Regions from separate parts of the Homo sapiens genome. Here region 2 is linked to region 1. The links are chromatin loops, found by intact Hi-C in ENCODE. Cell type or tissue: endothelial cell of umbilical vein. All regions are shown on one strand. Links, peaks and the distances in the headings refer to the core of each region. The heading gives the core; the rest is flanking DNA. Region 1 overlaps PPP1R16B (protein phosphatase 1 regulatory subunit 16B). Region 2 overlaps ACTR5 (actin related protein 5).

What was found. A loop is a pair of places that touch in the nucleus more often than their neighbours do. Peaks named below come from ENCODE experiments on the same cell type or tissue, not always from the same donor. Only the 100,000 strongest peaks of a DNase experiment are listed, where the experiment ranks them.
Region 2: a loop joins it to region 1, with 9 times the contacts of the local background. A loop is called at or near these places in 1 of 110 quality-filtered maps.

Annotation. Positions count from the first base shown.
Region 1 is chr20:38,820,601-38,831,538 of GRCh38, reverse strand. The region is part of intron 1 of PPP1R16B (protein phosphatase 1 regulatory subunit 16B); the gene reads right to left. Among named protein-coding and RNA genes, the nearest start is that of PPP1R16B, 20 kb to the right of the region's middle. In endothelial cell of umbilical vein, for the core only: no CTCF peak of the experiment used is centred there; DNase peaks (open chromatin) are centred at 3,448 and 4,228; H3K27ac peaks cover 4,000 bases.
Region 2 is chr20:38,755,118-38,759,117 of GRCh38, reverse strand. ACTR5 (actin related protein 5) reads right to left here. Exons shown (of 9, transcript NM_024855.4): 4 at 3,944-4,000; 5 at 3,079-3,261. Among named protein-coding and RNA genes, the nearest start is that of ACTR5, 8.7 kb to the right of the region's middle. In endothelial cell of umbilical vein, for the core only: no CTCF peak of the experiment used is centred there; a DNase peak (open chromatin) is centred at 1,597; H3K27ac peaks cover 1,230 bases.

The sequences.
Region 1 (10,938 bases), core at 1,121-5,120:
CAGCTCCAATGTCATTTGAGTTTGCAAGCTCTGTCTTAGGCAGAATGAGACAGCAGTTTCCAAATAACCAGAGCTCCACTCTGAACAAGAAAGGAAAGAGAGCCTGTGAGTCTCCCCAACACACAGCAGGGTGAACACAGCAGCTAGGCGGCCCCAAGACAGGGCACTGGCCTGGGTGCTGGGGCAGCCCACGGCAGCCAGGTTCCAATGGGCTGCAGACTGGCCTCCTCGTGAGACCCAGAGGGTGATGGGAACACAGCCCAATGCCAGGATCTGGGAGAGCAATGGTTATCATCAACCCTTAAAGGGGACCCCCAAGGAAGACCTCATTTGGAGGAACAAGGAAGTACAAGGAAGCAGCTGTGTGCACCCCAAGAACAGACACCGGCCTCTAGAGCTGTCCAACAAGCAATTCGACAAAGGTGCTCGTGGTCAATGGCTGTCTCAGGAGGTGGCAAGTTCCTCGTCACTCACTGGAGGATAAAATGTCCACCCGTGTCAGATTGGCCTAAGTATTCTGTGAGATGTCTTTCAGCCCTAAGATCCTGAACACAGTTACTCATTTCTTCATTATTATGACTGATCACCTCTGAGTGGAAGGTACCAAAAACATGCTAAAAGTAAAGAGTAATGGTACCAATCACTTGCGCTGTTACAGCACTTTATCCCTTTCAAAGAACTTCCCCAGCCATCATCTCAGCCAAGTGCTTCCCTAAGTGTGGAAGGAGAATCCATTCCAAGGAAATTTTCAAAAGTACAGGAACAAGCCTTGACGTAACATGGACCCACACAGAGAGCAGGGTATATAGGCTTTTCACTTCTCTTTTAATCTTTCAGACTTTCTCCAGAGAAAAGTGTCAGTCCAATGCTAACAGACCCTTAACATCTTTATAACTATGCCAATCCTCCTTCAAAACAAAGAGAAAGCAGGCCTCAGCTCCTGGCCTGGGCAAGCCACTGTATCTAGGATAGAATGTAATAACATTGTTTTGTTTCCTGTGGATTTGTTTTCACAGTTACTGTTTGTTTATGGTTGTGATATAAAATTTCCTTTTTAAACAAATCTATTTCAGTTGGAAATAGGAAGTTGATAGTAAAGAAAAATTTAATGACAATGGCGTTTAGTGTTGGCAAAACTTATAAGTGACTGATATTTGGGAAACCCATCTTGCCATTGATCTTCGTGGCAATAATCTTACAAGAGAAGCACTCATATAAACTCATTATTTTGTTTGACAAATATTTAGGTGGCATCTACCACATGCCAGGCCTGTGCTCAGGGCTAGAGAGGCAGCAGGGTAAAGGCAGACACAGTCCCTGTGCAGTGGATGGATGGCACAGACACATGGGAGTGGGTGACCTGCTCCAAGGATACAGAGGCTGAGCAGTAACTAAACCTGGGGCCTGACTCACAGCACAGTGCTCCCTCCATGGGCCCCAGGGTGGCAGGCCCCAGGCAGACAGAAGGCACCACTGCAGTGTCCTCCCTACTCCCAGCAAAGGAATTAAGGGCAGTTGCCCAGCTCCCTGGAGAAAGGTGAGAACAATGTCTCCCAAGGGCCAGTAAAAGGGGCCAGAGGCATATTTTCTCTGACTTGGCCCTCCCCGCGAGCCCCTCCCACCTTGCCCCTCTGGGTTCCTTGGAGCTGGGGCTCGAGGACAGCTCCCTCTTGATTACTGGTTTTCAGGTGACCTAGTTTCCCCCAATAGACCCGCACACCTCCTCCCACCCCCGTCTGAGAAATCCCTGCTTGGTCTAATTAAAGAACTGCCATGGTGCTGCAAACACAGCAGCGGGGTGGCCCCAAGACAGGGCACTGGCCTGGGTGCTGGGGCAGCCCACGGCAGCCATGGCTCCAATAGGCTGCAGACTGTCCTCCTTGTAAGACCTGGGCTCACCTATCCACACTTCCAGAGAAAGCCCCAGAGGGTGATGGGAACACAGCACAAACTGCCAGGACCTGGGAGAGCAATGGTTATCATCAAGACTTAAAGGGGATCCCCAAGGAAGACCTCATTTGGAGGAAAACCAGCTCCATGGAGACATAGCAAGCCCAGCATCGGAAAATCCAGACGGAACATCCTGCAGAGAATGGGATACATGGGCCCACAAGTCAACAGAGTGTCCAGAACTGGCAAGATATCTGTGGCAGGGATCTGTGGAGGCCAGGTCGGGTGAGGTCATCCAGGAAGTATCTGTGATATGAGAAGAGAAATCAGAAGCAAGGGGAAATAGGGTAGGGTACTTAATTTTTCTAACATCTGGGTGGATGAACCAAAATAGTTTGACTGTGGCCAGCAGGAAGTCTGAGGCCAAGGCACTTGACCCTTGGGGAAGCAGGAACAGGCCACTGAGGTGTGTTCACCTCTTCCCCTAGAGCCTTAACTCAGCCCCTCTTGTCTGACAAAGTCCGAACTCCATTCCTCTTGTTGACCCCAAAGGGAGAGACAGAGTCAGTGCATATCTGGGGAAGCAGAGACTCAGCTCCAGAGGGCTGACCCTTTAAGGGAAAGGCAAGAAAGTATGGCAGGGTACACCCCCGCCTTCCCACAACACACTTCTTTGAATAATAGCATCGCCCAAAATATGGCAGGGGAGTAGGCAGGATGTACTACAGAACTCCTCACACTCTCCACCTTCAAAAAAGAAAGAAGACTATTACAAGAGTGTTATTTGGGGGAATAAATATACCTCTGGGAAAACTACAGAGGCACTGGTTTGGTGGTGATCTGTGTATTCCCACATTATTACTCAGTGCTGGGTCCTGATGGGCCAGAGCCTGTCAGCAGCGGCCTGAGCCCAGCACAGTGAGTGGTTGAGGCTAGGCACGTGTCCTGAGTTGGCCCAATCAGAAGCTCTCTCTTCTCACAATCTGTGAACTGGAAGCACAACACACAGTTGCTCCTGGAAGCCTTGTTGCCACCATCCCTGCAGGAAGCTGGCTTTTGGATGAAACCAATGCTTGGCGGTCACCAGAGGGAAACAGGGTCCTTTAAGTAAGGGGTCTCAGGACTTCAGTTATCCAAGCCAACAAAAGCCCCTTTATTATTTGAGCCAGTTGAATTGGATGTTGCCACCTGTGGCCAAAAGCACCTTAAGAGACAGCAATGATGTTTTTAGGGGTGCAGAAATAGGGACCCCAGAGGCAACTGCTGCTTGTAGCAAAATGAATGGCCTCTTGCTGAGGCATATTACCAAATACCTCCTCTTCCCCTTACAATGGTTATTTCTTGGCTCTTCAGGCCTGAGGTGAGGCCCAGCTTTGAGGAAGGGTAGGAAGGTCAAAGCCAGGTTTCCCTGCCCACTCAGCTGGGAGAAGCGGGCCCAGGCTTTGTGACTGCTTAATTCTGGGGGAGCAGTCGGTTGACACATTTTTGGACTCAAGCCTAGTGCCTCGAGAAAAACAACATGAAGGAAGGTGAATTCAAATTTAAGAGATTTTAAAATATGAGTCAGAAAGTGTTTCAAAGTTCACACTGTTAAAAGGAAATGTGAAGATTTGTTTTCATGTTCTTCAGCTATTCTTCTCTACACAATATTGGCAGCAGCCTGGAGGAAGGCGATGGGTCCTTTTCTCCTTGTGTTTCCTGTACCATTGAGCATGAGGGAAAGAAGAAAACAAAACAAACAGTGCTGGCTTTCCTACTCCTGGGATCTCACTCGGGACCTACTTTCTCTCCTAAAGGATGTACACCCCCGCCCTCCCACAACACACTTCTTTGAATAATAGCGTCATTTTTTTTTTCCAGCATAAAGATGCTTTAACTCATGAGCAAAGAGACTTCTGGGGCCCTTGGTGCTCCAAATACCTGAATTAGAAATCAATGTTGTCTCCCCTAATCTCATTCCCATGGGATTTTTGTGGACTGACTGTCCTACTCCTGCTAGGATGAACCTTCTAGACTTTGGGCATTGCCATCATAGACAGATCTCCTGGTTTTAAATCAGTCGTGAAACTCAGATCCCCACAGGTCAACTCCGTAACTCCAATTCTCCCAGCTGTGCTCCTTCATTCAGATCTCTGACTTGTCACTGTCCCCTGAAGCCCATTGACTATAACCCCATTTAGCAGGACTTTGTGTGTGTTGGGGAGGCTGAAGGTAGAGGAGGCAGGATTCAAAAACCACACATTTAACAAGAACAAAGAGTGATGAAACAACTCATGCATCTTGAGCTTTCCCAGGAGAAGAATCATGTCATCATGTCCAGCAGTGGAACAATAACAGACCTACTGACCTCTGTCTGAACTGGCTGGGCCATATTGGGAGCAGACCAGGTGTTAACAAAAGGCAACAAAAAAGGATCGGCTTTGTTCCAGGCCTCTGGAGGGCAGAGTGAGGCTTAGGCATGGTAATATGAAGAGTGGGATCCACAGCCTGGGCAACATAGCAAGACCCCGTCTCTACAAAAATAAATTAAAATTAGCCAGGTGTGGTGGCGTGTGCCTCTAGTCCCAGCTACTTGGGAGGCTGAGGTGGGAGGATCACTTGAGCCCAGGGGTTTGAGGCTGCAGTGAGCTATGATGACACCACTCCATTCCAGCCTGAGTGACAGGACAAGACCCTGTCTCTAAAAAATAAAAATAAATCATTTAAAAAATAAATACATGAATAATTTTTTAAAAAGAACAACTAGGATCAGCCTGGCATGAGGATAAACTGTCTAACAGTGATAATTCAACAAAGTCCAGCCATGGCATGATGCTGGAGTCCCCACTACCAGGAACTCCATGGCCTTTAGAGGTCTATGGTGGGTGGTAGACGGGAATGGCCCCATGAAGGCCCATGAGCCCCAATCCTGGCCTGCAGGGGCTGGCATCGTATTGGGACTAAGCACTCTATCATGCATATCTGCACCCAGCATTTGGTAACCACCAGGCTACACAACTTGCAAGGCCCATTTTAAGCAGGTGCTGATTGATGATTTGGATTGGTTCTGCCTGTCAGGGTGAAGCCGCTCTCTCAGGCTCAGCTCCAAGAAAACTTCAAAGGAGGCCACAGCTCAAACAGGTAAAGGAATACCCATGAACACACTGGTCTTCCATGCTGAGCTTCCCCTGCAAGAACTTGAACCCAGGGAAGCCCACACACTTTTGGGTAAGTACAGCAGTGTGGAGAAGGCCGTAGGGGACAGGAACAAGGGTGCCAAGGACAGGGGCACACACAAAGCTAACATGATGTCTACAAACGCATTAGTCAGTCACAGTCACGGTGCTAAACCAAACAGCCTGTCTTCTAAAGAAGCTTATGTAATAGCTAAGCTTGGGGAAACGGGAGTCAAATTACAAACAGTTTCTCCAGGCTTGAGGGAGTGTGGTCCACCCCCTCCCTTCACAGGGAGATAAAAACTCCCTTTGCAGCTGGAGGGATCATTTTCCAAAGGAGGCCACCTGTGGCTACCGAACACACTCCTGGGTTACACAGTTATTAAATTGGGGATGGCCCTTCACATCGGGTAGGCTGGGGGTGGCCTCTAATCCCTGCCTTTCTCTCCCAGCACAACACTCATGACCAAACTTTCCTCTCTTGTGCCACCACTTAGGTTGGTGGTGGCTACTTGGTGCACTGTGAGGAGAGGGATTACGAAGCCATGTGTGATAACAGGGAGAACGTGTGTTGTGATCAATTAGCAAAGCCTGCCATGGCTGAAGAGGTGGGAAGTGGCTGCATGCACACTGAGTACGCAATTCTGTTCTACATCATCCAGTAGTTGCCTTTGTATCCACTGATTAAAATCCTTGGCTGGGCATGGTACTTTATGCCTGTAATCCCAGCACTTTGGGAGGCCAAGGATCTAGGAAGTTATCAGGTATGAGTGGAAAGGCCCTTCAAATCCCAGAATATCATCCAAACAACAGCAACAACTCACTGTGGCATCCATGGTAGATAAGCATCAAGGAAATCTCAGGTTCACATAGGAATGTTTCCAATAACCCATCCTAGGGAGCAAAGGAAGAACTGTACTCCACCCTGATAAGGTGACTAGATCCAGACTCTAGGAACTCAAGCAGAGGAGGGCAGTCCCTATTTTACTCCATATGGACGTTAGCAAGTACTTGTTCTATTACAAATTGGTCTATCTGGTTTGTTAACCAAAATGTCCCCTTATCTCCCTGATCACTAATACAATGGATTTTCTGATATCTTCTTGCATTTTACCAGGAAGATCTTCTAAAGCACTTGCGGCTCTTTTACAGTTTTTTTCTAGTTCCTACTTCCCCCTCCCAAGGCTGGCCCTGGAATGTGGGGAGACAGCATGCTGTTGGTAATTGGATAGGGTCCATTCAGGAATGGAAAAGGACCAAGGCACTGTCGCCACTGACACCCTTCCTCATCCAGGTCTGGGGATCACTGTCTTGTCCATTTGAAGCATCTTGGGCTCCACACCATTACCAGCATAAGAGGAAGGGGAACACAATTTGCTGCCTTATAAGACCACTCTCTCCATTTCAGAAACCTCAAATATCCCTAACAAGCTATCTCCTCCCCTTTAGCCAGGGATATTCTTAGCCAGTTAGGAAGTAGTTGGTATAGAATTTTTTTTGGATACAGAGTCCCACTCTGTTGCCCAGGCTGGAGTGTGTTAGTATGATCTTGGCTCACTGCAACCTCTGCCTCCTGGGTTCAAGTGATTCTCCTGCTTCAGCCTCCCAGCTAATTTTTGTATTTGTAGCAGAGACAGGGTTTCACCATGTTGGCCAGGCTGGTCTTGAACTCCTGATTTCCAGTGATTCCATCCATCTTTGCCTCACAAAGTGCTGGGATTACAGGCGTGGCCGCCATGCCCAGCCTGGGATGGGAATTTTTAAAAACTTTTCATATAGTTTGTTCACTGAAGCTCAGAGAATAATTCCAAGGAAACAAGGACGATTAAAAGCATAGAATTGAACTTGAAGGAAAAAGTCCTACCCTGGGGGACAAAAGAATGAGAAGAGGAAGACAGAGGGCAACGCAGAGAGCAGATTCCAATTAAGTGCATAGCCAGTGTGGGATGGAACTGACATTTGAACCCAGGTCTGCCTAACTCCAAAGGCTACACCCATAAAAAGCAGAAGGAGAAGAAGGAACTGGGAAAATCTCTAAAGGAACCATAACCATCTTTAACAGATCTTTCTCATGAATTTCAAGAAGATTTCAGAAAATCCACAGTATTCGTGACCAGGGAGATGGGGACATTTTGGCCAAAAAACCAGAGAGACCAACTGGTAATAGAACAAATACTTGCTGAAGTCAGTATAGAGTAAAACATGCTTAATGAAACTAAAGGCTAACATTGCAGAACCTATAAACTAGATACATGAAATGAACCTAGAAACAAAGAATGCCAGGTAATCATGGCAGCTTCTGTGTCCAGCATACCTTCCACCTGCCAAGTTCTTTGCATGTAACCTTTCTGGGAATCACTGCACCAACTCTGCAATGTAGATATTGTTCCCATTTCAGAGAGGAGAAAACTGGGACTCGGAGAGGTTAGGGAACTCGTAACTAGGGCTGATGTTCCAGTTGTGTGTGGTTAGCATCTCTTCTGATTAGTCTGGCATCTGTTTTGATTGGTCAGTCTCTATGCCATTAGTTAAGTATTTTTAATATCCCCTCTCCTTAAAAATAAAAAAAAAAATGTCAGACAGGAAAGATGAGCCACGGAGGCATGACGGTAAGAGGAGTCCTTGAAGGAAAATAAATGAAATCTATGCAGAGTAAGGATATCTGATTAAAGTCATAACTTCCCTTACTGTTGGAGCTGTCATCACTTTTGGAGCCTTGGGCAGGAAATATATCTCATCCTAAATTTCATAAAATCTGCTTTCCAAACCCCTATAGGCTCAACCCCCTATGGGTGCTCCTTTTTTCAGTGAGCATTTTTGTGTGTTTTTTGGATTTGTTTTGTTCTTTTTTTTTTTTGAGACAAAGTCTCTGTTGCCCAGGCTGGAGTGCAGTGGCACTATCTCGGCTCACTGCAACCTCAACCTCCCAGGTTCAAGCAATTCTCCTGCCTCAGCCACCTGAGTGGCTGGGACTACAGGCAAGTGCCACTCTGCCCAGCTAATTTTTGTATTTTTAGCAGAGACAAGGTTTCACCATGTTGGCCAGGCTGGTCTCGAACTCCTGACCTCAAGTGATCCGCCAGCCTTGGCCTCCCAAAGTGCTGGGATTACAGGTGTGAGCCACCGTGCCTGGCCTCAGTGAGCACTTTCACTTCATCCGGTAACTCCCAAACCAGATTCACAACAGCAACTGGCCTCTCTCCTCTCCTGTCTGAGAGATGAAACTGTTAGTACAATAAATCAGAAAGTTTCCAGATGCCCTACATTTTGGTAAGTGAAGTTTCCATCCCATAGGCAGGTTTTGAAGTCTCAGTACTGGATCTATGACCTTCCAGGTCACCATGCAGAGAAGCAGGCTGTAGTATTCTGCCTTTAGAGCATTACTTCTGTTCCTCCCCTCTTTGATCTCCAGCCAAAGTTCCTCCACTTTGATTCCCTCCTCTTGGGTATACAGAACTCCAAGCATACCTCCGCTTCCCTCTCACCGGTTGTATTTCCTTTGAACATGATAACTTCTCTATAAGCCATAGTTTCACCCCACGAAAGTGGTATTGCTAACACAATTGAATTTATCTCCTCATGTGAAAATCTCAGGTTCACTTTGTTAACTGCTTTGGTCTACACTCAAATGTCTGGAGCTCTACTACCACACCCATCCTTCTACTCAGCAAATTCCTGAACACTCTGTTTCATACTTGATGCCAACAATAAGTAACTACTAGTTTCAGGGTTTTCTTCTGGCAATTTTCTCTGAAAATTCACTTCCATTTTTAATTTAAATCCTATTTATTTAGCCAATAAACAAATATTTATTGCCATCTATATGAGGTAGGCAATAAAGTAGGGTGGGTCTAAGGATCCCTAAATGAACAAAGCTATTGATCAGAGAGGTCCTGCTTCTAGTAAGGGCAAAGTAGCTCTTTCTGGACCAAACTTCCCACACAAAACTATTACGAACTCTAGACAGAAAAAAAAAAAAAAAAAAAAAAGATTGGAAGGCACTAAATGTGTTCAACTACAAGCAAGTAGAAACTGGAGAGGAGGCAACACCTGAAGGAAAGAAATGGCACTAGATAACTTTCGTGTTTTTAATGGCTTTTTATTTGCGGGAAGCGCCCAGTCAGTGCTGTACTTACTAGCTAAAACTTGGATAGAAAACTACTCTCTTACTATTTGAGGAGTTTAAAGACAGAGTTCAGGTAACCACAGCTGGAAAATAAGGAGAAATATCCCAGAAAAGAATCACAGAACAGTAGCCCCAAATTCTGAGTATAAACAGTGCCCAAATCTCACTGAATGATGTACATACAAGGCAGACTTCAAGTAGTTCAACTAAAGCTAAATGAATTCAGCAAAGATTTCAGATGTTGTCCACCCAAGAAAGACTGAGTTTGGAGTTTGAGTTTGGTCAAGTTAATTGCCTGATTAAAAAAATATATATATTATATTTATATTATAAATTATATATAATGTAAATATAATATATATTATATATATTAATATATATATATTTCTGAGGAATAGAATTCAGAGTCTCTTCAGGTCTCATTCACAACATTTAGGATGTAATCCAAAATTACTAGGCAAATTAAAAACAAACAAACAGGAAAATGTGACTCAAACTCAAGAGAAAAGGCAATCAATGGAGACCAATCTCAAGGTGACCCAGGTGTTGGAAATAATAAAGATTGTTAAAGCAGTTATAACTTTGCTCAAGAATGTAAAGGAAATTATGCTTGTAATAAAAGAACAGATAGGAAATCTCAGCAGCAACATAGAAATTACAAAGAAAAGAACCCAAAGCATCAATTCCACTAAATTCTCACCAGTACCTTCCTCTGCACCTCTTTGGGTGGTGTCTCTCACTAGGGATAGTTCTAATATGTTTATTTCAATGACCATTTTTTAGCACCTTCCAAGTGCCAGGGTCTAGGCAGCCTTTGGGGCAAAAAAATATGTCACAAAGACCAGCTCTTCTTCTCTGACAATGTGTATATAGCCCACTAGTCACTTCTCATATCTTCCCTTCTCATTCAGGTCTTAAATTATAAAAAGAGATGAAAGTCCTGCTGTGGCATCTTTCCAGAGCTTCATAGTGCTTCCCCCTTAGCTTCCAGATCACTTCTGGTGGAGCCATTTGCTCCAAATAAAGCACATAGGAATGAGAGGCAGGCTGTCAGGTTTGACACATGTGAACATTCTCCCTCCACTGGCTGATAGCCAGGTCAGTTCTACCAAAAACTCTGGGACATCACAGGGAGTCCATGGGGAGGCACTCACCATTACAACATCTCTTTCCCCAGTTCTACTCTGCTTTTGCAAAATCTGTTAGGAAAGACGTTCTCAAACTTGGCATTGGAATCACTTGGAGATGCTGGGAATATACAGGACGATCACAGAGAAAGACCACTACAAATCTATCAGAATGGCCAAATTTTTTTTTTTTTTTTTTTGAGACGGAGTCTTGCTCTGTCACCCAGGCTGGAGTACAGTGGTGCGATCTCAGCTCACTGCAAGCTCCGCCTCCTGGGTTCATGCCATTCTCCTGCCTCAGCCTCCTGAGTAGCTGGGACTACAGGCGCCTGCCACCATGCCTAGCTAATTTTTATATATATATATATTTTTAGTAGAGACAGGGTTTCACTGTGTTAGCCAGGATGGTCTCGATCTCCTGACCTCATGATCCGCCCACCTCGGCCTCCCAAAATGCTGGGATTACAGGCGTGAGCCACCGCACCTGGCTCAAATTTTTTTTTAAGACAGAAAATGCCAACTGTTGGCAAAAATTCTTACACACTGAGTGGGAATATAAATTGGTACAACCACTTTTTAAAACTGTTCAGCAATGTCTTATAAAATTAAACACGGGCATGTCCTATAATCCTGCAATTGA
Region 2 (4,000 bases), core at 1-4,000, 71 kb after region 1:
CCCCCTCCTACCCTCTTATGCTGTGCTTGTAGCTATGAAAAGCAAGCATCTTCTGGTTTAAATACTTGGTAAAAATGCTAACAAAGCCTGCTCCTTCACAACATCCTCACAGAAACAACTGCAGAATAGCAAGGGTCAGAATAGATTGGTCTATAAGAAAAAATAGATTTTCGAGACCTCTATTAGTTAAATTCCAGCTGTATTAATTCAGTTCAGCCATTACTGCTTAAGTGCAATTTCAATATGAATTTTGGTTCACATATATTGATTCAATTCATTCTAAATGAATTATATTATTGGAAACTCTACAAATACTTTTTGAATGGTAGAACTGGCTAGCCATTGTCATGGTCAAGTTTATCCCACAAATGTGACTGTAATTGACTCTGATCATTAAGAATTACCCTAAAATGCTGAATGCTGACTAACCATTAAAGCTTTGACGACTGATCATCACTTTTTTTTTTTTTTGAGACGGGGTCTTGCTCTGTTGCCCAGGCTGGAGTGCAATGTCACAATCTCAGCTCACTGCAACCTCCGCCTCCTGGGTTCAAGCGATTCTCCTGCCTCAGCCTCCCGAGTAGCTGGGATTACAGGCGCCTGCCCCGACGCCCGGCTAATTTTTCTATTTTCAGTAGAGACAGGGTTTCACCATGTTGGTCAGGCTGGTCTCGAATTCCTGACCTCAGGTGATCCACCCACCTCGGCCTCCCAAAGTGCTGGGATTACAGGCGTGAGCCACCGTGCCCGGCCCAACTGATCATCAAATTTGTTGCATATAGAAAAATCTTTTGCAGTCCGGCATTTCAAAATCCCCTAAACCCAAGGAGATTTAAATGTGTGTACCAGAGCATAAAATGAAGTAGGTACCTACTGAGTATCTGCTGAAAGAATGGGGGAATGGGTGATGAATCACATCATGTAACAAATGCAGACAAATGAACAAAGAAAAGGAAAAACTAGTTTCCCCACTGCTGAAGAATCACATCTTCACAGCTGTTTGGTTTTTTTTCCCTTTTTGAAATCTGAAATCCCTCATCTGCTTGTGGCTGAGTGGCACTGCTCTGGTATAAAGAAAACTATGTCCTGCTAACATGTCAAGCATGATAAAAACTAAATATGGATGAATACATAACAAAGACAACATGGTTCCGGATTTCAGTAAACAACAACTCAAATCTCAAAGACCTGAAAAACCAAGAGAAGCAAAATGGAAAAGGCACACACTGATTCAACTGAGGCTGATCTGGGATGCTGTGTTGGAAGAAGATGGTAAAGGCCCCTTCTACACAAGATCTTGGTGATCCAATAAGGTGTATCTAGTAAGCCTATCTCAGGATCTGCTCTATAAAGCATACACTCATGTACTGTCCTCACATAATCGACAGCCTGGGAATGAGATGTAGAGGATGCAACGGTGAGAGCAGAACCTTGAGCGAGCCTCCAGCTGGGAGCCCATCACTGCAAAAGCAAGCTTCCTGTTGAGCCAAAGGCAACTCTGACATCACTGATAAGCACTATGCTACACCCAGCATCAAATGGCACTGACTTGCATTTTTCCAAAGTATCATTTTTTTTCTGAAAGGATAAGTAATCAACAGCTTAATGAAAGCTGATTTAAAAAGGAAAAAACAAAAAACAAAAAACAAGAGGCTAGTCTGGTTTATCCTGCCTAAAACATGTCTCAAGGCAGTAAGTTCCTTTGTTTTGGAATTCTAGGGATGACAGATCCAGGAACAGGATGTACACTTACTCTTTGTTTCAGTTCTAAAGGCAGGCGACTCAACCAGCGACTTCTGGACTGAGGAGTGACCTGCAGGCTGCCCCTTTGCCATACAGGAACTAAGATGCTGGGGCCTAAGCTCTTTTGGCTACTTCGACACTTATTAACAGCCAAGCATGGTGGCTCAAGCCTGTCATCCCAGTGCTTTGGGAGGCTGAGGTGGGAGGTTCACTTGAGGCCAGGAGTTCGAGACCAGCCTGGACAACTTGGTGAGACCCCATCTCTACAAAAAATTGTAAAAATGACTTAGGCATGCTGGCGTTCACCTGTAGTCCTAGCTTCTTAGAAGGCTGAGGTGGGAGGATCCACTTAAGCCCAGGAGTCTGAGGTTATATTGAGCTATGAACATGTAACTGCATTCTAACTGGGCAACAAAGTGAGACCCTGTCTCAAACAAACAAAAATACTTATTTATTTATTTATTTTTTTTGAGATGGAGTTTTGCTCTTGTTGCCCAGGCTGGAGTGCAACGGAGCGGTCTCGGCTCACTGCAACCTCTGCCTCCCAGGTTCAAGTGATTCTCCTGCCTCAGCCTCCCAAGTAGCTGGGATCACAGGCGTGTGCCACCACACTCAGCTAATTTTGTATTTTTAGTACAGACAGGGTTTCGCCATGTGGGCCACGCTGGTCTTGAACTCCTGACCTCAGATAATCTGCCTGCCTGGGACTTCCAAAGTGCTGGGATTACAAGCGTGAGCCAGCACGCCCGGCCTCAAAAACACTTATTAACAGTGCACGGGTGAGGAAACAGAAGAAGAAGAAGAAGAGAAAATCAAAGAGCTTATGCAAAGGGTCTTTAGCAACTAATAAAAGGCTGATCTTAAGGCAACCTATACATATATTATTGAGCATAACTACCAACTGCTGTAAAAAATTCATAAATCATGTATGAAGCATGATCCCTGTCCTTAGGGAACATCAAGATGGAAAGGAGGTAAGTGAACAATCAACCACAATATATTTAATAAAACACTAAAAGAAAATTAAAGGAAGTATATGACTGCCAATGACTATCAGTGGAGCTGGTTTAGGTTCAAGACAGCACCACAGGTTTGGTGTGTGAATGTTCTTCCTACGTTAAATGCACTTTCTGCGCTCAGGGGTCCGGGGATCTACAGGGTGAAATCCCTTCTGACAGAATTTCAGTTGGTACAAGGTCAGTGCCATCTCCACCACCACCCACATCCCCTCTGCTCTCTTTCCCTCCTGACTCTGGGCACAACCCCTTTGATGTCAGGCCTCTCAGGACACTCCTCCCCTCAAGAAGGGCTGCTCCTTCCAAGGCCCTAAGTTACCTCTGGCTTGCTGTCTACCACATCCACCTCGAGGTTGACTTCCGCTTGGAGGATTTTCTGCTTAGCCTGCTCCACTGCTATACTGAGCTTCTGGATGTAGGACTGCAGCTCTTCTGGGGAGTCCATATTCAGCTCTATCAGAGCTTTGTGAAACTGATCCATCTGGCCATCCTCTAGAAGTTCCTGAAAACAGAGCAGTCACAAACAGGAAGGAAAGTAGCTTCAAAGCCAAACGGAGAAAACGACAGCTGGAGAGGGCTTCCAGAGCTCCCCTGGCCTACCCTGCCCAGAGCCACGCCTCCAGCTGCCTCCAGTTTCACACAGCTGCCCACCTCTCTGTCTCTAGGCTAGCATTGCATCACAGTTCCAGCAACAACTGATTAGGTAAAACTAATGATGGTGACAGATGTCTAAAAGGTTGTTACCCTTTTTTTTTTTGGTGGGGCGGGGGATGTGAAGGAAGGTGGGAAAGTTACTAAGAGGAGACATGAAAGGAGCCTTCTGGAACGCTGACAATGCTGTTTCTTAACCTGACAGCAGATACACGGGTGAGTTTCACTTTGAAAATCCATCAAGATGAAACATAAAGATTTGTGCACTTTGCATCATGTATGCTACACTTACAAAGTTTAAAAACATAAAGGAGTTTATAAGGTGAAAATAAATAATGCTGGAGTCCACAGCTCTTTCAGAAACAGCTGCTTCTACACTGTATTCTATGCTGATGATCCCCCTGGACTCCTTCGTGACCCCAAAGGTGACAAACAGTCAAAGCATCTTAAGGCCAATGGAAAAATATGCAAGAAAATCTTCTGAGACTATCTTGTTAACACGGAAGGGCGCCCGTCCCTGTGTCTGCTATTACCTGCACATATAGCAGTCGGTCCAGACGCTCCTGATCCAGCTGCAGCTTCTCCTCCCG